4 separate regions of the Mus musculus genome follow, and all the other regions are linked to region 2. The links are chromatin loops, found by intact Hi-C in ENCODE. Cell type or tissue: heart. All regions are shown on one strand.

Evidence for each region. A loop is a pair of places that touch in the nucleus more often than their neighbours do. Peaks named below come from ENCODE experiments on the same cell type or tissue, not always from the same donor. Only the 100,000 strongest peaks of a DNase experiment are listed, where the experiment ranks them.
Region 1: a loop joins it to region 2, with 3 times the contacts of the local background. A loop is called at or near these places in 11 of 42 quality-filtered maps.
Region 3: a loop joins it to region 2, with 3 times the contacts of the local background. A loop is called at or near these places in 15 of 42 quality-filtered maps.
Region 4: it touches region 2 in a loop (3-fold over the local background); 4 of 42 quality-filtered maps call a loop at or near these places.

What each region holds. Positions count from the first base shown.
Region 1 is chr7:121,059,980-121,067,979 of GRCm38, reverse strand. The region is part of intron 4 of Mettl9 (methyltransferase like 9); the gene reads right to left. Igsf6 (immunoglobulin superfamily, member 6) reads left to right here. Exons shown (of 6, transcript NM_030691.1): 4 at 352-399; 5 at 704-781; 6 at 2,463-3,913. The coding sequence ends at 2,519. Among named protein-coding and RNA genes, the nearest start is that of Igsf6, 11 kb to the left of the region's middle. In heart, a CTCF peak has its summit at 3,429; no DNase peak of the experiment used is centred here.
Region 2 is chr7:120,830,732-120,838,731 of GRCm38, reverse strand. Gm5737 (predicted gene 5737) reads right to left here. Exons shown (of 12, transcript NM_001370881.1): 12 at 6,908-7,793. The coding sequence ends at 7,539. n-TLtag1 (a tRNA gene) reads left to right here and starts at 3,172; the gene lies at 3,172-3,253. In heart, no CTCF peak of the experiment used is centred here; DNase peaks (open chromatin) are centred at 2,881, 3,101, 3,621, 7,831 and 1 weaker place; H3K4me3 peaks cover 3,307 bases; H3K27ac peaks cover 2,596 bases.
Region 3 is chr7:121,115,554-121,123,553 of GRCm38, reverse strand. Otoa (otoancorin) reads right to left here. Exons shown (of 29, transcript NM_139310.2): 12 at 4,889-5,012; 13 at 1,471-1,686. Among named protein-coding and RNA genes, the nearest start is that of Otoa, 36 kb to the right of the region's middle. In heart, a CTCF peak has its summit at 3,110 (motif pointing right); a DNase peak (open chromatin) is centred at 3,233.
Region 4 is chr7:120,977,769-120,985,768 of GRCm38, reverse strand. Cdr2 (cerebellar degeneration-related 2) reads left to right here and starts at 3,457. Exons shown (of 5, transcript NM_007672.2): 1 at 3,457-3,792. The coding sequence starts at 3,717. Mfsd13b (major facilitator superfamily domain containing 13B) reads right to left here and starts at 3,260. Exons shown (of 8, transcript NM_001374644.1): 1 at 3,039-3,260; 2 at 604-765. In heart, no CTCF peak of the experiment used is centred here; DNase peaks (open chromatin) are centred at 3,358 and 3,998; H3K4me3 peaks cover 3,895 bases; H3K27ac peaks cover 3,727 bases.

The DNA of each region.
Region 1 (8,000 bases), 230 kb before region 2:
AGGAAAACTGAAGGACAATCTTTAAGAGCAGAAATAGTTAATGAGAAGTTAACTAGAAGTTGCCTTAAAAATATTTAAAACTACATGTATCTCGAAAAACAAAACAAAACACTAAATGTACCAAAAGAGTATCTTTGGTCTGTATATATATTAGAAAGTTGGGGTATAAATATTTATTAAAATTTGTTCATATGCTATAACAAACATCCATTTAAGGTGTTAAATTCATTTGTTAATTAAAAGCACCTAAAACGTTATGAGAGTTACCTAATGTGTGTCAAACACTGTGCCAGCTTAGTCCTCTTTCAGCTCAGATCACAAAATGCTCACAGATTTTCTTATTCTTGGCAGTCAAAATCTAACGGTCCAAGAAGCAGAGAAACCAAAGGCTCAAAAAAGGTACTGTGAGTTCTTGCTTGTTTATACTGTGATAGGCAGGATCCAGTTCAATGGTAAACTGTGTTAAGAAGCCCAGAGAACAGCACAGTAAGAACGTCCACCCTCGAGGCTCCTGTTCCCGGTTAGGGACGCTCAACCATCCTCTGGGCAGGAAGCTGCCATCTTAACCTGACAGTTCTCAGCCCTAAGTTCTGCTAAGTGTCCTGAGCTAAGAAGCTAACTAAGGGTCCCATTGCTGAATCCCCTGCAACCAAGATAGAACTCATGCTCCTGAAAGACAAATGCTTCCTTTTTGATTTTGCAGAAGAGTGCTCGGCGTATCTTTCAGGAAATTGCTCAAGAATTATACCATAAGAGATATGTGGAAACAAGTCATCTACCTGTAAGTATTGAACAGCATCGATCACTGAAAAGAGCATGCAGCCAGCAAGCTACCAATAATCAAGTTGTCCTCTAATAGACTCTTTCTCAAAGTGTGTTTACCAGAAAGTGTGTTTACTAGAACAGCAGTTTTGCCAAAAGCATGACAAAGGACACTTGATACAATGTTCAACAGTTAGTAATGTGGAAATAGCGTTTTCAATACAGGAGAGGGGCTCTCAGACTAAGAACCACTTGTTAGCAGTGAGGGAAAAATAAAGTTGCCAGTGTTACAAAAGCAGCATCTTGCTAGCTTTGGGGCTGGGTAAGCTTCCCACAGTGACTCTCAGCCATAGTCAGGGTTCCCCAGGGCATGCTACTTTAAGAAGACCTGTTCCACAACGCATGGTAGGAATGCTAAGCCTTCTACGACAATGGGCACAGAGAACTGAGGACTAGGACAGAGGTAAATACAACAGGATGATGACTTTAAAGTGTGACTTTCTTTGTCCTTTTTTTAAGCGGGTGGATAATGGGGAGAGTTATCTAATTTGTAAGGCTTTTCACAAGCCAGGGACTTAGCTCAGTGGAAGACCACCTGCCCAATATTCAGTAAGGCCCTGGGATCCATCCCCAGATTCAGTTTTTAAAACTAAAATCTAACCTTTGTTTTTTAACCAAGAGAGAATATCATCCACATATTAAATTCATCCTCCTGTGATATATATGAAAAAAAAAGCATAAAGACAAAAAACTACCTATTCACAATTTTTCCTATTGAAGCTAGAGCGTATTATTTCTTCGAAACAGGGTCTCCCTGTATAGTCCTAGCTGGCTGGGAACTTGCTATGTAGACCAGGCTGGCCTGAAACTCACAAAGACACGCTTGCCTCTGACTCTTAGGAGCTTTTTCAACAAAAATAAGTTGTCTGAAGCAAAACTAGAACTTAGAGCTTTAAAGTTCCTAGTAAAAGATTTGACAATAACATCAAGACCTATTCTATTTTAGTTCCCATATACTACCCTAAAGGAAGCAAAAATAGAGCCAGGTACATAGGCACACACCTTTGATTCCAGCACTTGGGAGGCAGAGGCAGGCACATCTCTGAAAAAAATGAGGCCAACCTCATCTAGATGAGGCAACTTGCAAGCTAGCCAGGCTCATGTAGTGAGACAATGACTTTTAAAAAGGAAGAATGGTAACCAGACTTTTACAGTAACTGGAAGGGTCAGGCGTGAGGATCATCACCCCAGCACTTGGGAGGCTAAGGCAGAATTACCAGCTTTAGCCAGCTTGGGCCCTATTTCAGAAACAAACAAAATCAAGATGAGCATGGTACATGTACTTACTGGGTGAAAGCAGAGGGTCTAAAGCTAGATGTGGTCCTGAGCAACCCAGTGAGTTCAAAGGGGGCTACATGATATTCTGTGTCAAAAGACCACACAACACTGAAACAAAGAGTGGGAGTGCATGCAGAGGCTTACACAAAACTGGAAATTCAAACAGAAAAAAAGTGATTACACACACACAAGCACATACATGCTCCAGCACGCATGTGTGTGCACGCACACACATAAAACACACAAAAATGATTCCAAGTATACACAAGACCAAAACTTCACAGTTACAAAGTAGCTCCTATGGAGCTATGGGATGATCCCACTGGTAACATAACCTCACACAGCTTCGTTTACTCTCACAGGAGCAAGAGGGCACTGATGAAAACAGAAAAGCACTCCCCAACCCTGGAAGAGCATAGATGTGCTTGCTTTTTACTTAAGCCACTGACAGTGCAACTCCAGAATCTACGGCAATGTGAATGGACATACAGCAATCAAGACAACATCAAAGAGAGCTGGGGTATAGCTCAGCTGGCAGAGTGCTTGCCTAGTAGGCACAAAGCCCTAGCTTTGATCCCCAGCACCACATAAACTCATCAAAGTGAAACAAGCCTGTATTCCCAACATTGTGAAGTATAAAGAGTCAGAAGTTCAAGGTCATCCCTGAGTATAGGATTAACCTGAAGTCAGAGACACATCATCTTGTCTCAAAAGCAACCGTGACCACCAAAAGAAAAGGACAGGACAAGTGGGAAAACAGCCGGCCTCGCCAGACGGCAGAGCATAAGTAGCTGTCACTAATTGTAGCTACAGAATATGAAAACCTCAAGAAAACTCAACTGGAGGACCTTTTTTCTAATTTTCCAAGAATAGTCTAAAAAGCCCCACTTTGAAGAAAAAACTTCATCTTAACAGTTTTTAAAAACTGTTACCATGTTTATGTTGTCAGTCTACCCAACATACTAGATGTGTGATAGGCATTAACTGAGAGAAGGCTTCAAGTTAAACCACAGATCTCAGTTCTGAGGGGAAATAAATACTTTCCTGAGTTGTAAAAATGATGAAACAATTAGAATCAAGTGAGAAGGGCAAAAGGAGTAAGGAGAAGAGCAATTTCTGAGTAAGAGAAACTCATTGTGAACAGTATCTTGGAACAAAAGTGATTTCTTCTGATACTGTAACGGAGCAGTGGGCAGTGAACATTCTCCAGCTGAGGTATAGGAAACAACTTGGGTTGTACCACCAACAAAACAATACTACAAGAGACCAGAGGACGACTATAAACAGGAAACCCAAAGCCTATCAGAAATGCCTCAGGAATGCAGACAACTGACTCTAGATGTCAGTGTGGTACCAAAGAACTGCAGCCCTAGTGAGCTTGAAAGGAGGGTCGGATACAACAAGGGCCTCACTATCTCACTAAGGTGACCTGAGCCAGGCATGCTGGCACACACCTTTAATCCTAACACTAAGGAGGCAGAGGCAGGTGAATTTCTGAGTTCAAGGCCAGCCTGATCTATAGATCGAGTTCCAGGACAGCCAGGGCTGTTAACAGAAAAACACTGTCTCAGAAAAAAAGGGAGTGGGGGCTTGACATGGATTGTTCTTTGAATATAAGTACCAACAAGGACACACTGCTCACTAACTTGATCACAGGTCTAGTACAGTTGCTTCTAAACAGGTACTAAATATAAATGGCACACACTCTTAAACATCACACACTGTGATACACACATACACACACACACACACACACACACACAGGTTTGAAATTTACATACACAAAAGGAATAAAATAATGGCATACACAGTAGTGTGTTTTGGTCAGATGGTTTGTTGTTTGAATTTTTATTTTATTTTTTATTCATGTGTGTGCATTTTTCTGGGTCTGTGTACAAGTGTCCACAGAAAGTCACAAAAGCCAAAAGAGGACATCAGATTCTCTGAAGCCGGATGACAGGTCGTTGTGATCTGTCCAGTGTGGGTGATGAGAAGGAACAGCGCTCTTAGCCAGAGTCATCTCTCCAGTTCCCCTCCCTCCCTTTCAACACATGTGCTCATGGAGACTATGAACGCACTATCTTTTTGCTCCATACTCCAAAATGAACCTCCTATGAATGAACCCCAAGAGGCAAATCCCCTAACTTTGAAACTACCAGCTTAGGCAAAATAAATGAACTTTTGAACCACATGGCAGAAAGGAGCAAGCACTAACTCCATCTAGGTGAGCAGAGTACTGGGTACCATTTGTTTCTGTTAGTGGCTGTGCTCTGGGATTGTTCCCAGGACACAAGTCTCTAATGTATTGGGATTGAATTTTAATGTGTTTCCCAAAGAGTAAATGTTAAAGATGGATTTTAAAATGAAACTTGGAAGGTATTTTCAGAGGAAGGACCTCTTACCTCTGACATCACATTCAAGAGGACTCAATGCTCACTGAGCACTTGGCAAGGCCTGTCTTTGGCTTACAATGAACCTGCCCTATCCTAACCCCACCAGGTATACATCTTCATGCTTTTACATACATTCTTGTGTAAGCTTGCAAGATACTATAAAGACACAGGTTAAGAGAATGAGCAAGGTCCTGAGTTTAACCCCAGAACTGTAAAAACAAGACAAGTACAACAGCTCAGAGACTGCACACAAAGCCTGCCCTGAGTCCCAAGTAATGATCTTCCCTTCTCTGTCCCCACAGTACTTTGCCTTATCTTTTATTACATTGTACCAACATTGCCTGTAACAGCTACAATCTGTACTAGAACCACAACTAGAAGCTTAGGGCTCACTTATCTGTTTATTTCTAGTGCCTGGCTCTTCCCAACACATAGTAGGCCTTCAAATACCTTTGTATGAATACAACTGAACAATAAATCTATTTTAAAATTTCTTACATTTCAACTGAGATGAGAAATAGCCCCTACACACATACTGAGCCTTCTCCAGACTACTGGCTAAATCCTTTCTTATTCTCTGGGCATCCAGAAAATGTTCCCTACTAAAGAATAAACTGTAACCTCCACTAAGACTGGAATCTTTCAGGCTGCCTGTAGTTTCTCACAACCACTAATGAGGAAATGATGACGAGACACAATTAGGGGGCTGCTGTTGCTATGACAAAGTATTGTAGAAACAGCAGAAATGTCTTTTTCACAGTTCTGGAGGCTGAAGTGGAATCAGAATGCCACAGGGGGATTCTAACTAGGCACCTCCTCCAAACTGCTGAAGGTGGAGTGCAGGCTCTGGAACCTCTAGCAAAGCAGACAGCCCTCATGAACCCATCACCTCCCAAAGGGCCTGCCTCCTAGACCCAGCACAATGGTGGGAGGCATAATACAGAAGAGGCGAATGGACCCAGAAGTCTTCTATCTATGTCCTCTACCTTGATTTGCCTGCCATGACATGCCAATAGGGTTTTCAAAATAATTCATTCCTTTTTCACGTTTGTAAAGAACCTCAAACCTGTGACCAATAGCAATATAGCTGTGCAGTCACACACACCCACAGAGAGTACACTCTGAGACAGTTAAAGGGCAGAATGAAGCCTCTGGATTCTGACCACGTTTGTTACGAGTTTAAGGCAGACTAAAAGACAATCTTGAATACTTCTGTCTGAGAAGCTGTGAACAAGTATAACCAATAGTCACAAATAAAAACAGTGAAAGAATAAGGTAAACTAGAATAAATCTAGCATGAATCAAATAGCAAAATCCATACCCATACAGTTGGCCACTGTTCAATACATGACTTAACCCTCATAACAAACTCCAAGGTGGGTATTAGCCACTCTGGGCAGGTAAAATGCTCAGATTAATGAGAAGCCATGCTAACCAATATTTCAAACTTAAACAGGGTTTAGCCCTCTGACACTAAGCACCTTCCACAAAACTGACTGAGTCCTACTTCTATCTGCCTGAGAGTTTTAGACTAAATGTCTAGCCAGGCATAGTGGGTAAGCCTATAAATCCTTGCATTCAGGAGGCAGAGGTAGGAAAACAAACATAAATTTGAGGCCAACCCAAGCTACATGACAAGTTCCAGACCAACCAAGACTACATAGTAGGACACTAAAACAATAACAACAACAGCAATAATCTAATTTAATCAGAACAGGACCTTATAAATGATAAGATAGTTGCTAACAGGCTATTCCTCAAAACACAGGCCTAAATAGTTTCAAAGAATAATTCTATCAATAATTATTCAAAGAATAAAATAGAGAATCACATTCCCAATTATTTTCTATAAAATCAGCAAGACAATGATATAAAACCAGAATACCATAGAGGTCAGCTACAGGCAATCACTTTATCAATAATATAAATGTTATCTATGAGGTACTGTGGTCACCTCTTTAATCTTAGTTCCTCAGGTTAAGGCAGGATATCCTGAGTTCAAGGGCAGCCTGAACAACCTAGTGAGACTCTAACTCAAGTAAAAGTGAAGGGGCGTGTGGCGTGACCAGAAAGATGTTAGGAGTTGTTACTGCTCTGACAGGGATTTTGTTCTCAGCACCCATGTAACTCCCATGTAACACCCATGTAACACCCATGTAACTCCCATGTAACTCCCATGTAACACCCATGTAACTCCCATGTAACTCCCATGTAACACCCATGTAACTCCCATGTAACTCCCATGTAACTCCCATGTAACACCCATGTAACTCCCATGTAACTCCAGCTCCTTGGGAATATTTGGCTTCTGTACAAACCTGCACTCATACACCCCAATGCTTGTACATAAATCAATTTTTAAAACTTAGGGGCCAGCAATATGGCTCAGAAGGTAAAGGTGCTTTGGCCAAGCTTGAAGACCTCAATTCCTGGGACCCACACGGTGAAGGGAAACACCAGGTCCCACAAGCTGTCCTCCCAACACATACAAACAAACACACTTAAAAAAATTTAAAGGGCTGAGGATATACTTCAGTAAAGAGCACTGTGTAACACATATGCGACTATGAGTCTAATCCCTAGCACTGCAAAAAAAAAGGTAATGTTAACACTCAAGAACTCAAGACACTTTCACTTAGAATGTCACAGATTCAATCCAGTGCTGCACTGAGTGGAGATGGGAGAAGACCAGGAGTGCCAGCGTGGCACCGCCAGTCAGACGAGGGTGTCTTCTGTGTGATCATCTCAGAGATGCTCAGCACTCAGATATAAAATTCAATACTAAACTCTTAAGAAAATGGAATTTGCAAAAAGAGTATCAACCAAGCAGCAATCTAAAGCAGTAACAATCCTATTTAACAGCTCACTCCCTGCATCCACTCCAAGAAACAATCAGGTGCCATGAGTCAGTCGAGAAAGGCATCTAAGGTACTTACTCCTAATGGCGTCTACCTGCATACAGGTAGAGAAACATTCGAAGCATGTTTAAGGTGACCTAAAATCACAAAGGGTCTAAGAGTAAGAGAAGATTTTTCATTACATACCCTTTTGCAAGCAGCCCAAACAATTTTTACCATGAGTGACTTTTGCATAAAATTATGATTTTAACAAATTAATCATGATTAAAGTTTCAACTGTACAACATAATTCTCCTTAATTACAACCTGTTCTCTAACTAGGTCTCACCTGGTAACCAACCCTTAAGGAAGCCTAGGTGAGGGAACCAAGTAAACAGATCAAAAAGAAACATATCAGTCTGCTTTTTCTAAGTTAGCCTAAACAACAAAATTAGAGTTACATGCATGACACTGATTGCCCCCCCCAAAAAAAACCCCAATAAGAGTAATCACTTCACCTATAATTGCTTTTTGTTAAATAATTAACTAGGCCAAGCAGGCTAAGCGCACTGTGTGCCTTCAAGTGTCCAGTCCTCAGTTTCCATGGAGATCATCAGGACCTCATCAGGCTAAGCCTGGAAGACAGGAGCAGTAACAGCACCAACAGTGC
Region 2 (8,000 bases):
TGTGTGTGTGTGTGTGTGTGTGTGTGTGTGTGTGTGTGTGTATGCTCAGAGTTATTCTGGGGAGACAGCCTACATAAAGAGAACTCCGTGTCCTTCCTGTGACTGCAGAAAAGGGTGATCTTCCAGGAGGGCAGGCCAGGGCCTGCCCATGTCCAGACAATAATTCTATTAGCTCTTAGGATGGGCAGGTCTGGGCAGAAGTGTTTGCCTCTGCCTTTGAGTTCAAATGGCAATGGAATTCAGATCATGTGACCTTCACCAAGAATAAAACATCAGGGCACGTGTGTTATAGCTTATCGCGTAGATCAATAGTGTGTTTAATCTGTAGGAGACCCTGATCTTGATCTCTAGCACTCCAGTGCATACACACACACACACACACACACACACACACACACAGACAGACACTTAAAAGAAGAAAAACCGTTTTTGTTTTTGTTTTTTTCCAATCAGTATTCTTTTGGTCAATTTTGTCCTCAGTCCTGAAGATATGGCATTGGGTAACTAAGAAACTATCATTTGTTTTCTCCTGGTAGAGGCTTATCAAGTCCCTTCATGGGCAAGGGTAGAGAAGATATTCACAGGATCCCATAGAACCTTGGTGACGATCTTGAGGTATAGGCGGCAAAGGATTGCTCAGGTCCCTGGGATGGGCATCCTCGCGGTGCCTGCCCTGGATTGCCAGGTTTGATCTTTGAATGACTCACTCACTGGTTAGGAGCAGATGCCGTTCTTGCAGAAAATCATAGTTCACTTCCTCCATCCACATCAGGTAGCTTACAACTGCCTATGACCCCAGCTATAGGGGAATCCAATGCCTGCTTCTGGACTCTGCAGACACCTTCATTCACACACACAAAATCACACAGAGACCCAGCAACACATATAATTAAAAGCAATTAAGCAGGTAGTGGGAGCACATAACCTTTAACCCCAGCATTTAGGGGCAGATCTCTGAGTTCAAGGCCAGCCTACTCTACAGCGCAAGTTTCAAGAAAACTAGGGCAGCACAAAGAACCTTGTCTTAAACAAACAAACACAACAAAAAACTTTTTCAGGGTCTGGGGAGATGGCTCAGTCAGTAAAGTACTTGTCTTACAAAGTTAGGGGCCCAAGATCCCCTGCACTCTTGTTAACAAGCCAGACATCAAGGCAGCTGAGTGTAATCCTAGTGGTGGAGGTATGGAGAAAGGGGGATCCCTGGAGCTCAGTTAGTCTTGTCCAGGTTCAGCAGGGAGGCTCTGTCTCAACCAAAGAGTGATAGAGGAAGACACATAGGCACATGCACACGAGCACACACACACACACACTCTCTCTCTCTCTCTCTCTCTCACACACACACACACACACACACACACACACACACACACACACACACAGAGAGAGAGAGAGGACTTTACTCTCTGATAGGACCAGACCGATGTCTGACACTTATGGGTCAATGAGATTGTGGATGGAATGAGAAAAGCAAATTCTCACAACAAATGCTGTGGGGTGGGTACTACCGTTGCTGCAACATTGTAGCAAATTTCCTAGGTTACTGAAGCTATTGAGCCAGTGGCCCCCAAACCCGTGGGGTTCCTATACTGTATTGGCTTAACCAATTACTACGAACTGAGTAACTCCAATCATTCTGGAGAACAGAATTCCTACAATCAAGGAGTCAGACCCCTCCTATTTTCTTTGGAAGTTCCAGGGGAGAATGGGTTGTCAGGTGCTGGGGAGAGGGCTCAGTGGGTGAAGGGACTTGCGGTTAAGCCTGCCATCTGAGGCTGATTTCAAAGGGAATCCATGAGGTGGGAGGAAACAGCAGCTCCTCCAAGTTATCTGATCTCTCCATGAATACTGGTGTGCCCCCTCCCGGGGAAATAAACACACAAAGCTTAGAAAAGGTTACCTGCATTCCTTGATTCGCCTCTTCATCTCTCAGCCTCCTCATAGCTCCATCTTCTTATCTCCTGTGGGTTCTCACCTCTTCTAAGGGACACTTGGAAAAATCTAGGCTAGTCTTCCTATCCTTAAGTTTTTGAGACAACTTCAATAACAGGTCATGTAGCCTTTAATTAGGGATATAGCGGAGGCTGACCTTGAACTCCTGATCCTCCTGCCTCCATCTAAGCCGCGCGCAAATCTACTCTCGCTGCTCGTGAAGCTCTGTTATCCATTCATCCATTCATAGCTGACCCCCCCGCCCCCCGAAAAAAGGTTTCCTTTTGTCACATAAGACAATATGAACCGTCTGGGGATTTGGGTCTGAACACCGCTGTTGGGTTGGTGGCGTGGGAGTCTTTGGTTAGCATAGCCACTCACCTTTTATTGTAGTTTTGTTTGCTATCTTCCCTAAACGTTGCAAGAAAATGGATGACCCTAGTTAAGTATAAAATCTGCAAAAAGGAAACTGGAAGGATTTAAAACTGCTTTTAAAAGAATCAAACTTGGGAATGAATATCAGAAGAGAAGAAAAAAATAACCTATATTTTTGTTTCAAGAATTTCAAGTCGATCTTCAAAATTCTGAACGGTAGAAACGCAAGGTTTGCTAGGCGGTACTCTGTAATTGTATTTTCCTGAAAACAACGTAAATAGTCTGCATTGGAGTGGGGCTTGAGAGGCGGGAGGACGCTAGCTTGGCGAGGTACCTGACACACACTGACAGGTCTTTTTCCCACTCCGTAAAATGTGATAATAAAAGCGAAGGAGCCCACATCAACAAAAGATCCGTGACAACATTCCAAGACACCCTGGACACCACGCGGCCATGAGCCAGGAGGTTACAGACTGAAGTGGTTCGGCGCAAACCCGGTTCCCGAGTGACTGCCCCGCCCAGGCGAGCCCGCCTGGAGGACGCGGCGGCGCAGCACTGCCCCCAGGTGGCTGTAGGCAGCATCACGTCCTCGGAAAATGCAAAACTCAAATTCTCTCACTTTAGGATCAGGCGTTTTCATGGTTGACACTCAGGGACTGTCCTGTCCTTTCCTTTTTAGTGGTGCATTCTTGCTTGATGGCCGTGTTGGAAACCAGGGCGCTGGGAAACCAGAGGCGGATGTCCCTACATACTGAAAGGCTGGATTCATTTTGGGCATGCGGGAACGCCCAGAGGCGGAGCTTGCAAAATGCAGCTCACTGCGTCATCACACTAATATACTCTGAATGGCCTATCTTACAAATGGGAGGTAGCGTGGCCGAGTGGTCTAAGGCGCTGGATTTAGGCTCCAGTCATTTCGATGGCGTGGGTTCGAATCCCACCGCTGCCACATCCCTAAGTTTTAAATTTTTAATTTATTTTTGCATGCTTTCGGTTTTGTCTTCTTTTCTTCAATCTTTCTGAAGCTCATTTTAAAAAAACACAAGGAAGGAAAGAAAGAAACGAACGAAACTGGTCTCTTTCTCTAGCCTGGTACACAAACACGTGTCATGACCACTAATTTTCTTCCCTGAAAAACAAAACACAAAACAAAATAAAATCCCATCCCTTTTCAGGGCAATGGGTCCCAGACAGCTCGCAAATTCCCAACAGGCGCTCTGGGTCTTAGTTCACATTTCTGAGATCTCTGCCGACGGCAAAGGATATGAGCTAGAGAGGGTCCCTTCCTGGTTCTGACACTCATAAGTCTCTGTTGGTGGAAAAGACGTCAGGTGACTGCGAAGGGCTGGGTTGCTGGGCGGAGTCTTACGTAGAAAGGCGTTCTTGAGGTCTCAGCTTTCTTCATTCTTTCACATGGTCTCTAGGCTTGGTTTAGTGTCCCCTCGATGCTTATTTATCCACAACTATGAAAGCGCTACTTTGTGCCAGAAAAGAACTCAGCTCACTGAGAGGTTTCAGGAGTGAGCAAGACAGGTCAGGATTCAGAGACACTATTATTTCATCAATTACACTTGACTCCATGACAGCCAGATCTACACAGGAAAACCCTGCCTTGTTTTTGTTTTTGCTTTTGTTTTTTTGTTTTTTTAAAAGGGTGAAAGAAGGGTGGACAGCTCACTACACATTTTTATTCTGAAGAGGGGCAAATAAGCGGAATGATAGTGGAAGACTTACATAGGTCCGCTCTCGCTTGATCTCTCTCTCTCTCTCTCTCTTCTCCCCCCCTCTCTCCTCCCCCCTCTCCTTTCGTCACTGCTGCTGAAAGTAGAACTCAGGGCATCCTCGGATAGCACTCCTCCCCTGAGCCACACCCTTAACCTTAGAGAAGATAGACTTCCACCTCCAACCGTGTCTGTGTGGAGGTCAGAGAACAATTTGCAAGAGTCTGTTCTCTCCTTCTACAGTGTGGGATTGTAGATCCTAGGAATTGAATACAGGACATTCATCAGGTTTGGTGGCAAGCACCATCCTCAGCTTGGGAAGACATAAAGTGACTTTGAAAATCTCTTAGCTGGCTAGCATTGGTCCACAGTTGGAGATGGCTTTTAATAGAACGCTTATAAACCAGTCTCACTGGTTGCCCTATTCGGATAAACTATGTCATTGGTTTATAGTGGCCTTTCTTCTGCATCTGCATCAATGCTTCCTCCTTTAGTTTCTTTAAATGAGCCAACCCTTCCTGTGTGAATCTCACAGGGGCTGGTAATTAGGGTAGCATCGGAATCCTTCAGGGATTTGTGTGTTGGGTGGGGGTACCGTATCCTTTCCCACCCGATAAAGAGAGGACAGAAGAATTCTTGAGCTGGCGATCTATGCTGCTACGTAGTGCTCAGGCCTTAGTCTTGTTGCTTTGAGGGGGAAGAGACGGAGAAACCCAGAAAATAAGTAAATTGATTCTTGGCTAGACAATAATGTGAACATGTAAGGCTGCCCTAAAAACATATTTCTCAGGAAGAGAAGGTTGAAAGAGGGAGTTTAGAGAAGGGGGGGGGCATTTGGATGATAAAAATTTATCAGTGAAGGAAGTTCAACTGCCAGTTGTGAAGGTTAGAGTTGATGGTCAATTAGACAGGATCTGCAAGCACTGGCAGGCACACCTGTCAGGGGTTAGGTTAGATTAAGGTAGTCTCTAGGCCTGTTGATGGATTATGTGACAGAGCTCCTCCAGGAGGTTGAGGTGGGAACCCATTCTAATAGTGGGCAGTACCATCTCAGAACTTGGGTAAACATGACAGTCTCTTTTCTTTCTGACTACAGACACAATGTGACCAGCTGCTTCATGTTCCAGACGCTAACTTTGCTCACACAATGGACGTATGAACTATGAGGCAAGATAAACCCTTTCTTAAGTTGCTAGTGTCAGGGTTTTGTTTGTTTTTCCCAAACAGGGTTTCTCTGTTGTAGCCTTGGTGGTCCTGCACCTCACTCTGTAGACCAGGCTGGCCTTGAACTCAGAGATCTGCTTACCTTTGCCTCCAAGTGCTAGAATAAAAGTCACTACCCAGCTCGCCCAAGTATTTCATCATAGCATCAGGAGAAGGAAGTATGATGGCCAACCTCGGACAGCCTGAGATTTGTAGGTATGGGATAAGGAAGTAGAGCCCAGAGTTCAACCCCAAACCCTGGAACAGAATTAGGCTGCAATAGACATAAACCATGTGTTACATTTCCCACTGGACCTTGGGAAGTTCTTCCAAATGATCTCAGCTACAGAGCAGAAGCCCTCACCTTCTGATATTTCAAGTTAGTGATGGCCTCCAATTCCTTATCTTTACATTGACGGTAACAAACCCTACTGTAAGTGTGGCTCTAATAATGGAATAAGGCTATACAAATGCAAGCTCCTGCCAGCGTTGGGCACTAAACAGATAGAAATGATTACCACTGGTCTTTAAAACAAAAACAAACAAAGAAACAAAGAACCAAGTAGACACTGGAGAGATGGCTCAGGGGTTAAGAGCACAAACTGCCATTCCAGAGGTCCTGAGTTCAATCAACTCCCAGCAACCACAGGGTGGTTCATAACCATCCTGTCATGTGGGATTCAATGCCCTCCTCTGGTGTGTCTGAAGACAGCTACAGTGTACTTATACAAATAAATAAGTCTTTTTAAAAAGTAGACACACGCACAAAATTCTAACTACTGTATTTTAAAACTCCTACACAGTTTTTCTAATTTGCCTGACCGGGACACGTGCTATGAGGAACACCACACCACCTATGAAGGTTGACTCATACCTTCTCTTTCCTCCACTGCAGCCTGGTAGTTACTTTGTTCTCTGCTAGGGTCCGTGGTGTTTATTCAGTTAACGCCACGTGCGTACCAGATGATAGATACCCGTGGATCTGCTTACACACTGTTATTTTTGGGATCCACAGTCCACATCACAATGGCAGGGAGGTACAGTCTCTGTTGAGAGCAGATCTGTGGACTCAAAGTCTTAAAGATGATGGTGAGGAGCACTACTCATCAAGAGATACAAATGATACTAAAATATGGAGGCTGGGAAGTGGCTCAGTGGGCAAAGTGCCTGTCACACAAGGATGGGGACTTGACTTCCATTTATAGTGCCCGCATAAAATGCTGGGTGAGGTGGCATATACTTGTAACCCCAGAGCTGAGAAGTCAGAGGCAGGTGGATCCCTAAGGCTTCTTGCCTACCCTACCCATTCCAAATTCTAAACTCTAAACCAGTCTGGAAAAATAAGGTAAGACAGCTTCAGGAATGACATCCTCTGATACCACATACAAATACACACAAACATAAAATATGATCAGCCAAACTCTTATTTTGTCTGTTATATTGGTACTTTTTAAATGAGACATTCAAATTTCTTTTTTTTTAAAGATTTGTTTATTTTATGTATATATGAGTACACTCTAGCTGTGCAGATGGTTGTGAGCCACCATGTAGTTGCTGGGATTTGAACTCAGGATATTTGGAAGAGTAGTCAGTGCTCTCAACCGCTGAACCGCTGAACCATCTCTCCAGCCCTCAAATTTCTTTTACAAACTTTTTTTCTCCATTGCGTCCTCTGGACCTGAAACGTTTTACTGTGCTTAGTCGGTTCCACTCGTTAAATGAGAACCAAAAGTTACTAAGTTGGGCTTGGGTATCCTTTCCCAGCTAGTCAACACATAGATAGGTGTCAGGATAAACTCAAAGAAGCCGTGGCAGGGAGAAGGTCCTTGAAGGAGGCAGAAGACAGGTCCAATTCCACAGACTCCACCAACCAGAACTCACGCATTTAGACCAACCGTGAAGGCAGGGCTAAGGCTTATCCCAACAGAAGCGACCTCACTGGGGTTTCAGCGTAGAGATGGAGGCAGAAAGGGGTGAAGTCAGATCAGGGAAGAATCTGGAAGAATAGGAAGGAGAGGGCTAGACTGGGTAGGACTGGAAATGGCTGGGAAGGGGAAGCAGGCTGAGGCTGGGACCTCATCAACCGCCTCGCCTAGCCTCGGGAAAAGAGTAACACACAGGATCAAGGAGCCAAGAGCCGGGAAACCCAAATGTGCAGACGAATAGAAGCCAAGAGAGCGAAGCAGAGGCGTGGCCAGGAATCGGGGCGGAGTCAAGAGGCAGGGGCGGGCCTAAACCGGGAGGTCAAGCCAGGTAGAAAGATAGCGAGCTACTACGTGGGCGAGGTCGTGGTCGTGGTCGTGGTCGGGCTCAGAGCCTTTCCACCACCGCCTGCAAAGGCTGCAGCCCTAGGAAGTACAGGGCCAGGCCGAGCAGGGCGAACAGTAGCAGCAGCATGAGCAGCAGCCGCAGGAGCGTCAGCACGATGCAACAGCGGGGCTGCGGGGTCGTGGCCTGCACATATCGCTCCACTGCGTCGGCGAAGCTGAACTTGTCCGGCGCATAACCAAGTTGAGTGCGGGCCTTGGCAATCTGGAAAGTGTGCGTCACGGCCACGCTGAGCACCTATGGGAGAGGCGGAGCAGCAGAGGGCTGGGCTAGTGGGAGAGCATCCTGTGCCTTGTTGACCAAAAGGATAAGGAAAGGGCAGACTGCCTTTCCGTCACACTGGGGTTTAAAGACCAGCTGCTGCGTCTGGTTCCTGATGCCTTCCTGAGGGGGAGGCTTCCTTTCTGAGATCTTTTTCTTGGAGGGCGCAGCCTCCTCGATGAC
Region 3 (8,000 bases), 280 kb before region 2:
CTCTTCCCTGTGCTCAGTCACCTCCTTGTGGACTACTCAGGTAATCTGCACCAGTTTCGGAGGAGAGGAGCTATTCTTAGCCATTTTACAAACAGGGGGACTTGAGCAAAGGGAAAGTAAGCAATTGCCTCATGTCACACAAGTAGATGACAGAGCAGAGATTCAAATGCCAGTCGTGTTCTCAACACATCCTCTGTATAGTTGTTTCTACTGTGCGTGCACATAGCTGACTGTTGCAGACAGAATGCTTGTGTCCTCCCCAACATTCATATGCTGAATCTTAACCCCTATGTGATACTGTTAGGTTGTAATGAGGTCATGAGATACCTTGGCTAGTTTTATGCAGACTAGAGACATCTGGCTAGATGGTTGAAGCTAGAAAATGCCTCAGTTGGCCTCCATTCAAGCCTGTCTGGTGTGAGGGTTGTTTTTGGTTTGGGGGTTTGTTTGTTTGTTTGTTTGTTTGTTTGTTTGTTTTAGACAGAGTTTCTCTATGTAGCTGTAGCTGTCCTGGAACTTGCTCTGTGAACCAGGCTGGCCTCGAACTCCACCTGCCTCTGCCCCGCAAGTACTGAGATTAAAGTCATGGGCCACCACTGCCCGGCCTATCTGGTGTTTTCTTGATTGATGATGGATGTGGGAGGGCCCAAGCCACTCCCTTATAGGAAGATGGCCCTGAGCTATGTAAGAAAGCAGGATGATTAAGCTATGAGGAGCAAGCCAGTGAGAAGCATTCTTCAATAGATTCTACTTCAGTTCCTGTGTCCAGGTTCCTGTCCTGGCTTCCCCTAATGTTACCCAAAAGCCAGATAAACCCTTCCCTCCTGAGTTGCTTCTGGTGGTGTGCTTTAGCACAGGAATAGAAACCCGAGGTCATGAGATAATTAGAGTTAGACAGGACCCTGAACTGACAGAAGTAATGCCTTTACCAAAAGAGAAACAAGAACAGGGAGATGGCTCTCAGTAGACACAGGGCTTTCTGCACAAGCATGAGGACCCTAATTTGGGTCCCAAGCACCCACATAAAAAGAATTTGGGGTGGGAGGCCGAGACAGGTGTATCCTTCAGGCTTGTTGTCTGGCCAGTCTAGCTAAAATGGCCAGCTCTGAGTTCAACGAGAGATCCTGTCTTGATAAAACAAAGTAGAGACATGCTTGACAAACACATCTCAACCTCCCTCTGGCTACCACATATCTGCACAAATGAGCACACATGTACACACCAAGAGACAGAGAGACACAGACAGAAAAACAGATGAAGTTTGCTGTCATGGAGTTCCCATAAATCCATAGAAAGATGGCTGTGGTCCACAGCCAAAACAACAGGCTTCGAAATGAAACCACACTAAACTGTGAGGGGAAAATCTCTGTTATTTAAACCACTAACTCCATGTTATTTTGCTATACAGCAACCCAGTTAACATTACACTGGCCCTCAGACACTCCAGGAAAGTTGAAAGTTCCAGCTGACCTTTTCCTGAGCCAAATATTTGGCAGACAAGATGACAATCTGGCTTCTGCCCCAGCCTGTAACCTGGTTGAGGGTAGAGATGGCGCTGTGCACTGCATCGGAGGAGAGGGATTCCAGCTGACTGCTGGTCAGACCTACAACTGCATCTGACAGAGAGCCTAGGGTCTCGTTGAGGGTCTGGTTCTCTGTAGCAATGTCCAAGAGGTTGGCCTTGAGCTGGAAGGATAAGGAACTGGCATGAGCCTTGAAAGAAAGTAAGGCAGGAGCTCCCTCCAACCACCTCCTGGGTATAAGGACTCCATACTGCCCTCCCTAGACATGGGCCCAGGGATTGCAAAGCACGGTATTCTTGGTCATGGTCAGACAGTGACGGCCCCCTTGGGAACGCGTCCTCCAGGCCTGGCTTTCATGTGCTGAAAATTCACTTTGAGTTTCATTTAAATATTAATGTGTTGTTCAATCAACCTTCAAGCATGGCAGGAAGAATTTTATTCCCTTGTGACTATGCCGCATTTTGTAGCAGTCTATTTTCCTGTTGTGATCTTGAACTCTATATCCATATATTTGGTTGCTTTCCTTTTGTGAACTATCCAGGGGCCTTTTCATGTTAATATGTAATCTGCATAAGAAATAATTCTCAGCAGTACAAGAAAGATAAAGTGAAAATCCAAACTCATGAAAGTAACTATGGAAATGATCAAATGAGCACAGGGCTCAGTCATAGAACACTTTCCAAAGGAGAGAAGGAAAAAGGGAAGGAAGGAAGGAAGGAAGGAAGGAAGGAAGGAAGGAAGGAAGGAAGGAAGGAAGGAAGAAGGAAAGAGGAAGGAAGGAAGGAAGGAAGGAAGGAAGGAAAAAAGGAAGGAAAGAAGGAAGGAAAGAAGGAAAAAAGGAAGGAAAGAAGGAAAAAAGGAAGGAAGAAGGAAGGAGGAAGGAAGGAAGGGAGGGAGGGAGGAAGGAAGGAAGGAAGGGAGGAAGAAAATGAGGGAGGGATGGAGGGAGTGGAGGGAGGGAGGGAGGGGGTGGTGTATATCTTCCCAACTGGCTATATGTCGTTAGAAATATACAGTATGAAGTTCTTACAGATTTATAATGTGAACTACTTAATGCTTTATACTTTCACTTAAATCACATCTTGTACATTTCTGTGTGTTTCTAAAACTGTCTTAAAAAATTATTTTTGTTGTGATATACTTTCCTAATTACAGTCAAGAATTCCCATCTGATTCTGGTAAGGAAGGTAATATATATACTCACCGACTGTATCATAGCCTCTGTACAAAAAATAAAAACAAAAAACTGAGAGGCCAGGGAGATGGTTCAGCAGGTGGAGTTACTTGGCTACCAAGCCTCGTGACCTCAGCGGGATCCAAGACCCCACACAGCGGATTAAAAAGAACTGACTCTCAAGTGATGCTCTCTGGCCTCCATAGGCTTCATGTGCACACATATGCACACATAAACATGCACACACACATAAACATGCACACCAACACACACACACAATAAAGAATTACGTAAAAATAAATAATAAATAACGTTTAAAATGGCCTAATGTTTATGCTGTAACACATAAATTTGTGTAAACATTCATTTCAGGCACACATAACGTTACTTTCACATATGCAATCTCAAAGTTGCCACTGGGGGGCAGCAAAGCTAAGTGGAAGAATTGGTTTCAGGCTCTCTTCCGCAGGCTCCCTTCCCCAGTGTTGTTCCCATGGCACAGAAGGAAGTGAGAACTAGGGTGGTGGCTCTCATCCCCTGCTTACTCGCAGCACATGATGACTGAAATACACAATCCCAGGTCACGAGGGATCTGAGCTGGTAGCACAGAACCCAGTGAAGGCCATGGACTGAACCCACTGAGCACTCAAGTCTGAGAACTGCTGAGCTCTGCATCCCTAACCGGTTTCCCAGGAACCAGAAGATGCCCCCCCCCCAACCTCCACCCCGACCCATGTTTTCCTTGAACACAAAAATAGGCCTTGACAAATAAATGACTGTGGTGGGAGACATCAAATACAGCAAGGTGTTTGGAATTCTGTGTGAAAAACTGCTGTGGAATCACTGGTGGCTTTACCAAGATTTTCTTTTACTAACATTCTAATATTATGATTCGAATTTATAAATTAAAAAAAAAAATGATCTGAGCCGAGTGTGGTGGCGCACATCTTTAATCCCAGCACTCAGGAGGCAGAGGCAGGTGGATTTCTGAGTTCGAGACCAGCCTGGTCTACAGAGTGAGTTCCAGGACAGCCAGGGCTACACAGAGAAACCCTGACTCGAAAAACCAAAAAAAGATCTGAAACGTGAATGAGAAAAAAATAGAAATAAAAAGGCTAGGTACAGTAACACGTGCTTGAAGTCCCAGCACTCAGGTGACTGAGGCAGGAGGATTGCAAACTAGAAGCCAGCCAGGGGTGTATAACCAAACTTTACTCAAAAACTAAAATAGACGGAGAGAGAAAGGGATGGAGGCAGCCATCTGTATTTGCTAATTTGACCAGAAACAAGTCTAGGAGCTCAGTAGATAACAGACACTCACCCAGGGCTCCTCCCATCCTTCCCATGCTGGGATCAGCTGAAGACCTTCCCTTTTACATCCATCCATCCATCCATTCATTCACATCCATCCATTCATTCACCAAGAGCTGGGTCGCTCATGTGCCATGGCCCATAAGCACAGTCAGGGGACCACTTTCAGAAGCCAGCTCTCTCCTGCTACCATGTGCTTCTGGGGGTCAGATTTGGGTTGTCAGCTTGGCCCCTGCCTTGGTGACTGGTTGTTTTGTTTGGTTGGTTGGTTGTTTTTTGTTTGGGTTTTTTTTTTTTTTTTTTTGCCCCTTCAATTCAATTTATGAAAAAAAAAATCTACCATTGAGCTACATCTCGTGTGTGTGTGTGTGTGTGTGTGTGTGTGTGTGTGTGTGTAGACAGATGATAGATAGATAGATAGATAGATAGATAGATAGATAGATAGATAGATAGAAGGCCTTATTCAGGCTGACCCTGAATTTGTGACCCTCCTGTTTCATTGGTGCCTGTGGTGGAGTCTGGCAGAGCCTTTACTCCTGAGGAGTCTGTCCTTCAGCCACTTGTCAGCACTGCTGGCCTTACCCCAAACCCCTGAGCAGATCGCCCTTAGGATCCATCACCAGGCTGTGCTCATACAGATGCTAAGACTCTCCGACCACTTTCCTACCACTCATTTCAACTAGCCCTAGCTGTTTTGATTGTGTTTCAACACACCCATGTTTTGTCTACACTGCTTTTCATAATTCCCCCCTATGCTCCTCTCCTCCAGGATTGGGGACAACATCTGCCAGGATTGAAGTGCTTAATAACATGTTCTCAAAATCCAGGCCACGTGAGGGATCTGAGGCCGAGGACCCAGCGACCCGCATCTCATCCGTACCTTCTGGACGCCAGCCTGGAAGCCCCGGAGGCGGCTGCACTTGAGCATCTGGTGGAGAAGGACTTGGGCCAGGGTGGCATCCAGCAGCTCCAAACCATCATAGAAACAAACCAACAGCCCCAACCTGTGTGGGAAGATGAGAAAGGCTGGTGGGGTTGCTCAGAGCCCCACAACCCTTCCCTGCAATCCAGACATGAACACCACGACAGCACAGTAGCCAGCACTCACCCACTTCATCCTGCACCACCTACCTGGATCATCAGCTCTCAACAAACAAAACCGTTTTCATTTGAAAGCAATTAATAATATGGGTTGAGTGTGGAATGTCACCCCCAGGCTCATGTGTCTGAACACCTGATTCCCCAGCTGGTGGCAACCATGGCTACAGGAGGCGGCTCCCTAGGAGCAGACATCTGGGGGGTATACCCTGGTCTTGCTTCTGGTCTTGTTTTCAGTTTCCTGGTTGGTCAAACTGTAAGGACCTGTACCCTCACGCCCCACCACCACCGCCGTGCTTTCCTCTGAAACCGTGCATCAAGTGCATCAGAGTAAAACTCTCCTTGAAGTTGCTTCTGTCATAGGTTTTATCACAACAACAAGAAAAATAACTAATGTAGCCCTTTGTTCACAGAGACCAGAGAAGTCAGAGGACTTACCCAAAAGCAAGTGCTAGAGCTGCAACTTAAATCTAAACCCATCCCACTAAGCCACCTCGTCTCCTAGGAGGGGAAATTCAGGGAGAGGGGGATACTAAAATCCTCTCATTTCCACGTGGAAATATAGGGTGAATGATAGCTCTCTTCCCAGGATTCCTTGCCCCCATCCACCAAGATGGCCCTAAGACTTCAGAAGAAAAAATATGGCAGAATAATGAGGGAGCAGAGGAACTCTGCCGAGCTATAAGCAATATATCTAGTGGTTGAGAACATAGACTTAGGCCAACTGGAGTTTGAAGGCCGTTTCTGTGAGATGTTTGCCTCTGAATTACTCGACTCCTCTTCATACAGCAGTGCAGTGCATGCTGTGGGCTACAGTGCGGGATGAGCCTGCCTCTCTCAACTGTTAGGAACTAGGATCACTTTATTCATCATGGTGCATCATGGGAAATGTGACGGTGAAGGAATGAGAGTGACTGAGAATGAGGGTGACAGGCAGAGCCAGGGATGAGTCTTCCCAGTGGATACTAAGCACACACTCACTAGTGAATGTTCTTAGGGATCATATGAAGACTATCCAGTTCAACAGGCCAGACAAGCTGGTTGACCGCAAGCAGCCTGGTTCATTCCTCTCAGAACCAACACTGACATATTCAGACATGGACACAGGATATCATTAAGCCATAGAAAGGTGGGGTGGTGGTTATCAAGGACTCAGGGGAGGAATGTCAACAGATATAAATGTTCAGTTAGGTAAGAAGGGTAAGTTCTGGAGACCACAGTGACTATAGTTAACAAAGAGCTCAGAGTAGATTACACATTCTCCAGGCATACAAACACACATATGTATACAAGGTAATGGGTGTGTTAGTTACTCACTTTAGCCATCCTACAATCTAGACATGTTATGGGATTTTTTTTTTTTTTAGTCATGGGGCGGGGCATGTGTGTGCATGGTTTGCTCACATGTGTGTGATGTAAGTGTCACAGAATGAGAAGGTTGGAGCACAACCTCTAGGGCTAACACCCTGCCACCTTGTTAAAGACAGGGTCTCTCTGCTTGCTCACAGATGAATGTGCCAGACTCATCAGCTCACAGGCTTCTGAGGAGTCTCCAGTCTCCGCCTCCCCATCTCTCCATAGAGGAGCTAGTGTTAGACACTCACACTCTATGTCCAGCTTCTATGTGGGCGCTGGGATTGGAATACAGGTTTTCACCCTTGCATAGCTAGTGTCTTTACCTACTGAGCCATCTCTCTAACCTTGTAGTTTCAGTCTTGAATGTCTTTCAAGAAGTTCACATGCTGCTGGTCCTCTGCATAGCAGTGTTCAGAGGTAGAATCTTTGGGAAGGAGATTAAACCACAAGGGTTTGAGTCCCCTCTGCATGTCAGCCCATTGTGACACCTTCATGGGTATGGGAGGTAGAGAAGACATCAGGAGGCAGGGCCTTGCTGGAAGTAAGTAGGTAACTGGAAGGACATATTTTGTCCTGATACATTCATTCTCCACCTCACCTCTCTGCTTCCTTGGAGCCATGAGGTGAGCACCTTTGCTCTGTCACTTGCTCCCACTGCAACATGTCAATGTGTCACCTCCACCAAGCCTAAAAGCTACAGGGCCAAGCAACCATAGACTGAATCCTCCACAAGACAGCATGAACCTTTGCTGCATTCAGTTTGTTCTCTCAAATATTTTGTCACAGGGACAAAAATTAATTAGCACTATATACTATACGCCATAAATAAACACAGCTCAATTTGCAAAACAATTTTAGGAAAAAATGCCATTTATTGAGCACATGATATGTGTCAGAGAAGAGTCCTGGAAAGGCAGGGTGATTCCTGTCTCCCATTTTACATATGGGTAAAGAAAGGCACAGGAAGGTGATGAGATGTGGCCAAGCTCACAACTCACAAGTAGCAGAGCTAGAATTAAGCCCAAGAAGCTATCTCCATCCATGTCCTTATTTAGCAGGTCCTATTTATTGCCTGGTATATAATTTATTTAATTAGCAGGCATGTGGAATAGTAAGGCAGGATCCTGGCTGCTGAGTGAAAATTTATTATAGATGGGAAAGAAAGACTGTGACATAGTTCCAAATTAACACACATTCTAGAAGTATTCATCTGAAAGATTTTAAGGTAAGATGAGATGTGACAGCCAAGACCCTGAGAGGACAGACAGATATGACATGCTGGTTAAGGTCTTTGTCAACTCAACACAAACTTGGTGTAATTGCAGAAGAGAAAACCTCAATTGAGAAATGCCTCCATCAGATGGGCCTGTGGGCAAGTCTGTGGGGCATTTTCTTGATTAATGTTTGATGTGGGAGGGTCCAACCTACTATGAGATGTACCAACCCTGGCAGATGGTCCTGAGTTCTAAAAGGAAACAGGCTGAGCAAGCCATAGGGAGCAAGCCAGTAAGCAGCAGTACTCCATGTCTCTGTGTCAG
Region 4 (8,000 bases), 150 kb before region 2:
ATTTCAGGAAAAGTGTCTAAACTCTTTACTTATACATACTGAGGAAATAACATCTTCCTAATTCTCCACAAAAAAGACACAGCAGTATTTTCCTTTCGATTACTTCCATCCTAGTCAAGGTTTATCTCATTGTCACTTTGCATCTTTTAAAAGCTGCTATTACTATCTTTAAAAATTATTTTAAATCCCTTTAAATGATTTTTAATGTAAGATGAAGAGAATGTTTCATCTTTACAGCCAAAAGCAAAGGATTTCAGAAGCCAACCTGACTTTACCACAAAGCGTTTTATAGAAAAGAGATAAAAAAGCATTGGAATGAGCCCAGGGCTGGTGGTGCACACCTTTGATCCCATCGCTCAGGAGGCAGAGGCAAGCAGATCTCTGAGTTTTGAGACCAACCTGGCCTACAGAACGAGTTCCAGGACAGCCAGGGCTACATGGAGAAACCCTGTCTTGAAAAACAAACAAACAAACAAACAAAAAACAACAACAAAACAATAGAACACAGTCATGATAAGGTTGGATGAATACACTATATACTGGTAAATTAGGCAAACTCTGAAACCCTCTGTTTAGCCTCAACTTGCATAGTTATTCACCAACCTGCTTCTAAGCCAATGGTTATCATCACTGCAGCTGCCATTTATGATTGCCTCATGGAGACACTTCCAAGGCAGAGCTTTTTGCTTGCAAGGTCTTTCTCAGTACAGTTTTTGTTGAGGGTTTTGCAGAACATACACAAAAAATGGTCTCTGAAAATAGCATCTGTAAATATGAACCCATAGACCCACCCCCCCAAAAATGAATAAAATCTGTAGGGTGTGTTATTTTTTTCTTTGAAAACGGTTAAAGAACATTCCCATGCACCCCAAATTTGGAATTGAGATGGGGCTGTCCTGGTCTTTGAGACCAGTGACTGAGGTCAGACGCATGACTCCAGGCTTCAGCGGCTACACACCTGCAAGTCCTAAATTGAATTGTCTTACTTTCCACAGCGTTCTGTGTGACTACAGTAATTGGTTCTACATTGCTTCATTTTGTGTCTGGGCTGAGATATTGACATTTCTGGAAGAAGAAGCTTTACCAGCAACCTTGGTTCTTGTTTTTAAAACATAGCAACAAAAAGCTGACTAGGGACATCTTGCCTCTTGGTGTACTTGTACTCAGAAGGAACTTGTGAGGTGACAGTCTGTTACTCTTACTACTTGTTTTAAGTTACACTTGATCCTTGTGTTGGGGGGGGGGGGTTTTGTATGTGACAAGGTACATGTGGAGAACCTGTGGGAGTCACTTCCAGCCTTGCACTATGTGGGTTGCTGCCATCAACTCAGCTTGTCAGGCAAGGATGCAAGCACCTTTAGCCACTGAACTATCTGGCCTGTTCTATTTTGATTGGCTTCTGCTTCCTAGTCAGGGTCTTGCAATGTAGCACAGGTGGTATCAACCTCACATGCCTCCTGTCTCCACATCCCCAGTGCTGAGGGCACCACTATACCTGGCTAATATTACTTTGTTACATTTTTGGTTGGCATTCCTCATAAGGAAATTTTTTTTCTCATTTATATCACCATGGATTCATCATTAACAAACTGCAATCTGTTGCTATTACTACTTATTTTGATACTCATGGGCTGGGGACAGTGGCTTGGAACTTCTCCTTGCATGTGAGTGGGCCCTTGGTAGTACCACGGGAGAACAGGAAAAAGAAAAAGGAAGAGGGAGGCAAAAAGAGAAGGAAGTGTATTATTTTGATGCTGTTATTTTTTAACAGTCCCTTCACAATAAGTGTTAGAAACAACACAGCTTTCTTGGGCACAGTTTCTTTGATTCTCATAGCTCTTTGAGCAAAGAGGTCATTTCTCCCCTAAGTGGTGAGCTAACGCCTGCTTTGCTAGTACAAACTGTGGATAGACAATTAGATTTCTAACCCTAGGTTCTTGGTACCTTAAGGTCTATTAAGGAGTCTTTCTTAAGGAATGAAGAGGAAAATCTCGCCAGAACAACATTCCTGTAGGGACAGGGTTTGATGGTTGTGTGCCTTCTATCCCAGCACTCTGGAGGCAGAGCCAGCCTAATCTACATAGTGTGCTAGGCAAAGCTGGGGCTGCACAGTGAGACTCTGTACAAACAACAAACCAACCTCACAATGGGGAGGCTTTCTTGACCTTCACAAGACCATGTTCCCAGGAACAGGTGCATGTTACACTGATCTGAAAAGGAGCATCTTAGGACCCACAAGAATGATGGAGAGTGGCACGCCTAAGGCATCGTTAGCACTGAAAAAAGAAATTAGGGTGAAGTATTCCTTCCTCCAAATTACCCGAGATCTCAGAGAAATAAAAGTATCTCTGAGGATTTGTAGCTTCTTCCTAGCAATTTCTCCTGTTTTAAGCCATAGTAATCTGAGTACACTATTTTAAGGCCACAACTGGTGCTTTTTTTGGATAAGGCAAACTTTCAACTGCTTTCCACTTTAGTTCGGGTGACACTCCGGATCTGTGTGAAGGAGTTAACTTCAGGAGGTTTCTACCAAATCACTACTGCCAAACCTGAGTAATTACTCCCCTCCCCCCCTCAGTTGTCACAGTTCTTCTCCCGTCCTCTGTAGATGCTATCAGTTATAACATCCCCTCCCCCCCTCAGTTGTCACAGTTCTTCTCCCGTCCTCTGTAGATGCTATCAGTTATAACATCCCAAACATCTGCGCCGACCTTTCTGCCCTCTGAGAGTTTCCCTAAGTGAGGTACCCAAATATATTAAAAGTTTAACCCAAGAAACAGTAGTTACGGCTGTGTTAACAAGCTGACGCCGGCAAGCTGGCCACCAAGTGCAATGCCTGATCTTAGGTATTTATCCTGGGCTCTATGAACCTTTAAGAAATTCTATGCAAAACTGTGGCAACTTTTCTCAGGGGAGGCGGCTTCCACTGGCCAGCCCGGGACTCTGGAGTGTGAAGTGGGGTTGGTGACTGCCCTTTTAGGAGTTCATAGCCAGGCCCCTGGAAGGCCAGGGCTCCAAGATTGAGGAGCAGCTCTCACTCAGTAGCGTTCTCTCGGCTTTAACTTCCCGACGGACCATGAGTCTCCCTCCGAGCATCACCGAGGGCAGAGCCAAGGAGAGTTGGCCCGCATCCGAAACCCTCGGGTGGGAAGATGATGACCCGTGCCCAGAATTAGTAGTCCTCGGCACCCGGTGTTCGCCAAAGCCACCTCCACACTCCGGAACTGGAGTGCACTCAACTGAGGAGACGCGACGCAGACAAAAGAGGAGGGGCTGCCGACCGCACCCTCTTCGTCTTTCCCCGCCTCCTTTGTTCCTTCCTAAGCTATTATTGGCTGATGGTCCTCGGACCCGCGACCTTTTTTGATATTCTATTGGCTGAAGTCGCTGTCACTCTATAGGCGGCTCATTCGTGATTGGTCAAGGTGCCTCCCGGGTTTGAATCGTCTCCCCGGCTTTGGGAGGGTTCTGCCAAAGTGCCACGTTGGGCCGGGCAGCAGGCGTGAGGAGCCGGCTCCCGGCGCCACCCGGGGCGCGCTCGCTAGGGCGCCGGCCTTTGGGCGGCGCGGGATAGCGGCGAGAGCTGCTGCGGGACCTGCGTGTCCCGCCCCAGGGTGGCTCTGGCTGAGGGCGGCGGGGCCGGGGGAGAGCCCGGGGCAGCGGCCGAAACGGCAGGGCGGCGGCAGAGCCCGCTGCCCCCGGACGTCCCCGGCGACATGCTGGCAGATAACCTAGTGGAGGAGTTCGAGATGGAGGATGAGCCGTGGTACGACCACCGGGACCTCCAGCAAGGTGAGGGCGAGGTCGCCGGTCGGGAGGGGGGGGCGGGATTGTTGGGGTGGGAGTCCGGGGGTGGCAGGTGTGGAAAGTGCTAGAAAGTTCCTTAGGCTGGAGGTTTGGGATGCCGCGGCCCGGTGCTTCTTGCCCTCACCTGGCAACGGATCCGCCCATCCCGACCGCAGAGAGCAAGCGCGCGCGGCCCACGGCCCTGCGGGTGCGCCACACAGGCTGATGCTCGGTGCTTTAAGAAAGCGCTTGCCGGGTATGAGCGGATGGACCTCTGAGGTGGGCAGGAGTGGACCAGCTTGTCCTGCTCTAGAGGCGAGCTGCTGGCCTGGGTCCGGGTCGTGCTGCCCTGCCTGCCCCACATCGCCTTTCATGGTCCGCAGAGTCTGCAAAGCCGCTGCAGGTGGTGGGAGGGCAGTGCTGCTGTGCGGTACCCGCGCCATCTCTCTGTGAGAGTAAATTTTTTTTTTTTTGTCCCGTTTTCCAGAAAGCAGAGGCTAAAAGATTTAGGTGGATTCCCTAAAGCCGAGTATGAGGAGCCTGTAGACACTGTTCAGTTTCTTAGCATCCCAGTTTACAGCTTACTCAGTTGGGTATTAAACTGTTTTGTTTTGTGTTTTAATTTATTACTTAGCCATCGTTCATCGGGGGCTAAATGAAATTATTCGAGGGCAGCTCTTATCATGCGCTTATCTTTCTTTCGGGTTTTCAATTAAAAATAATCCTGCCTTGGTTTTCTTGCATCGGGGCATCTCCAGAGACAATCTCAAGAGTGCCCCCAGTCTGAAGCCAGTGGCCCATTTTCTTGTACATTCATAGCAGGATTTTGTGTTTGGGGACACTGATAGGCCGGCCCTCAACACCCTGGTAGGCTCCTTTAATTCTCCCAATAGCATAAGGTGCTGCAGTAGGTACCTCTGGCTGAAGAAGATACTGTTGGGGAGACTAGGTATTCACGGCAGACCCCAGAGTAGACATTGTTAACCACCATGCTGAGGGATCCGCAGGAATCCTTTGTGCTATTCTGTATAATGATCTCCACTCCAAACTTTTTGGGAAAATTAATATCTCTTTTGAGTTGGCTACTAAACACCGCCTCTTGTTCACAATTCAACTGAATCTGATGGGGGAAAAATTCGGGCTTGAATGATCCATACTTAGAAAAAGAAAACAGGTAGCTCTTTGGAGAGATGCTAATTTGTTTTTTGTTTTTTTGTTTTTTTTTTTGTTTTTGTTTTTTTGGTTTTTTTAATCCTGTCTGTCTTGATTTCTTAATGTGAAATGACCTAAGCCCACATAGATCCCTGTACTGCTATAATTGAAGCTGACTAGCAGTTACAATGCCGATTTGCCATCACATTTCTCCATGTCCACAAGACAAATTTGTTAGACATTTAGCCTACTTGAGATTTGCCCCATAAGGATTGATGACCTACTTTGATACTTGAGGACTGAAGCAACCATCGTGCGATTGCTTCTATGAAAGCAATTCATATAATCCAAGCAAGAGTTTTTTCTTTGCCATATTTAAGAAGAATCCAAAACCTTCAAGGACTGGCCAGTCTCCCATGTCTAACATCATATATAACACATCATAATAGAAACTTAATTTAGTATTTGTTGACCTGAACTGAGGCTCTCACACAAGATTAACGTTTTCAGCTCTCCTCAATCCAGAGCCCTAGTCTACCCAACAGCCAAACCCCCGTCTCCAGGAGGTTATCAGGAACCAGCAGTTGTACTATCTCGGTCTACTGAGTGGTAAACAAAATACGTTTGGTGCTATGTGTGGCACTCTTAACTTCTGATCCAGATGAAGGTGTCACATCTTCAAGTCTAACAAACCCTAACCTCTGGGCTAATTTACTGTTGATTTCCATTTGGAACTTCTTCTCTACTTTCCAGAGGCTTTCATAGCTGTTATCACAGTGGACTTTGCCATGGCTTCTGCATCATAAGTAGCCATATAAAGTACAAATGGAAGATATGAAATCCTGCTAGCTCATTAATATGCCCATGAAAGAATGATGGCTGCTCTTTTGAGCATCTTTTCCCCATTTTGTTGACTTACATGTTAAATGGTTTGGTGTGCTGGGATTGACCCTAGGCCCTCCGTGCGTGCCACGTAAGCAGTGTACCCCAGAGCCAGCCTAGAAGAACTACCTTTGAACAGAGTTTACAGTTGTTTCTCAAGAACATACTGGCTTTTTTCTAACCTAGGTATTAATGTAGGCAGTGGCACCACTTGTAGCCAGCTATTAGGGAGGCAGGACTCCCACTCAATGGGATGCTGTTCATGAATCTACTCATAGAGACATCTGGAGATGCGAGTAAATAAATGGGACACCTTCAGCACTTGCTGCTAAGGAGTTTGCGAACAGCTCTGTCTCTGTGTAGATTAAGGAACTCTAGTCGGATTTTATCATGTGTTCTTTATGATCTTCTTTATTAACTTATGTAGATTTGTATTAGATAGATGGCCTAAAATAAAATGCTTTACAAAAATAGTGAGACTTGTTTAAGACTAAACAAGCCTCCCACAATAGGCTGGGCCCTCCCACATCAGTCACTGATTAAGAAAAAACCCTATGGGCTAATGTACAACCCAGTCATGTAGAGATAGTTTCTCAATTTTGGCGCTCTCCTCTCTGATGATAGTACTATATTGTGTATCAAATTGACACAAAACCAGCCCGGGTGTATATGGAAGCCAGAGGAAGACTTGTGTGGGTCGGTTCTCGTTCCTCCATGTGGTCCTGGCAGCTGAACTCAGGTTATCAGGCATAATGGCCAGTGCTCTTACCCACTCACTGAACCCAGGTCTTTTTGTTTGTTTGTTTTGTTTTGTTTTGTTTTGTTTTGAGACAGGGTTTCTCTGTGTAGCCCTGGCTGGCCTGGAACTCACTTTGTAGACCAGGCTGACCTCAAACTCAGAAATCTGCCTGCCTCTGCCTCCCAAGCGCTGGAATTAAAGATTTCCTTATTTTACTCTTTATGTATGTGTTTTGCCTGCATGTATATCCGTGTCCCACTGGAGTTGTAGGCAAGTAATCCACCATGTGGGTGGGAACTGAGCCCAGGTTCTCTACAAGAGCAGCCAGTGCACTTAACCTGAGCCATCTCTCCAGCCCTATGGCTTGCTTCATAAAACAACTTACCAAAAGGAGAAAAAAAAAAAAAAACCCACAAATCCAGCTGAGCATAGTGGCAGGTGTGGTGGTACACACCTTTCCAGGTGGATCTGAATTCAAGGGCAGCCTGGCCTACACTGGAAGCTCTAGGCTAGCCCAGGTTATATAGTGAGAACATGTCTTTAAAAAGGTGGGGGGGGGGGGACTCTAAAGCTTTAAGAGTTTTACATTCTTTTCATCTAGTAGTAGTTGCCGTTATTTAAATGGACAAACTGTGTTAAATGTTAGGGCCTTCCTTTCTAGTCAGAGTAACAAAGCCATTCTTACCTCAGTCAGCTCTGGTCTCTTGTTAGGTGTAAAGCCACAAAGAGGTGGAGAGGCTTTGGTGAGGAGCCGTTTGTTAGAGGACTGAGTTGGCACGCTAAGAATACTGACAGTAATCTCTGGGCACAGTCTTTTCTGGGACAGCAGGAGCCTTCTATGTAGGTAATGATGGCGCTTGCTTTGAAGTGTGCCCCCAAGAACAAGGTGGAAGAGCTTCAAAGACCGGCTTTCCTTCAGACCCGCTGCCGGTGCAGTTGTCACTGGCAGAGGGAGCTTTGCAACCTTTGGGACAAGGGTTTGCGTCACAGGTGTATGGATCACCAAATGAAGTGGGAGTTTAAAGGAATACTGAAAGCCCTTTGCGAGCTGAGTAGGTCTTTCTAAGTTTCACATGAGCTCATCCCTGAATTTCTAATGTGCACTTAATCGCTGAATCATTGTTTAGAGGGTCATTAAAACTGACACTGTTGGTTTTTGTATGTGTGTGTATGTTTATGTTGAGGTTGTGTGTGTCTGTGTTCTCAATTAGAGTAATGTTGGCACCAGACATTGACTACGAATGTCACCGGATGACGCATTTGTCTTTGTAATAGGAAAAGCTTTCAGCTTTCAGCCTTCTTGAATTACTGCTGCAGATTACAATTAATAGAAGACTATCCTCAGCGTTTTTAGTTGTTCATGTTTAAGAAACAAGTAAAATAGTAAAATAAAAAGACTGTAATACATTCTGGAAGAAAGATCTTTTAAAAAAAATAGCAG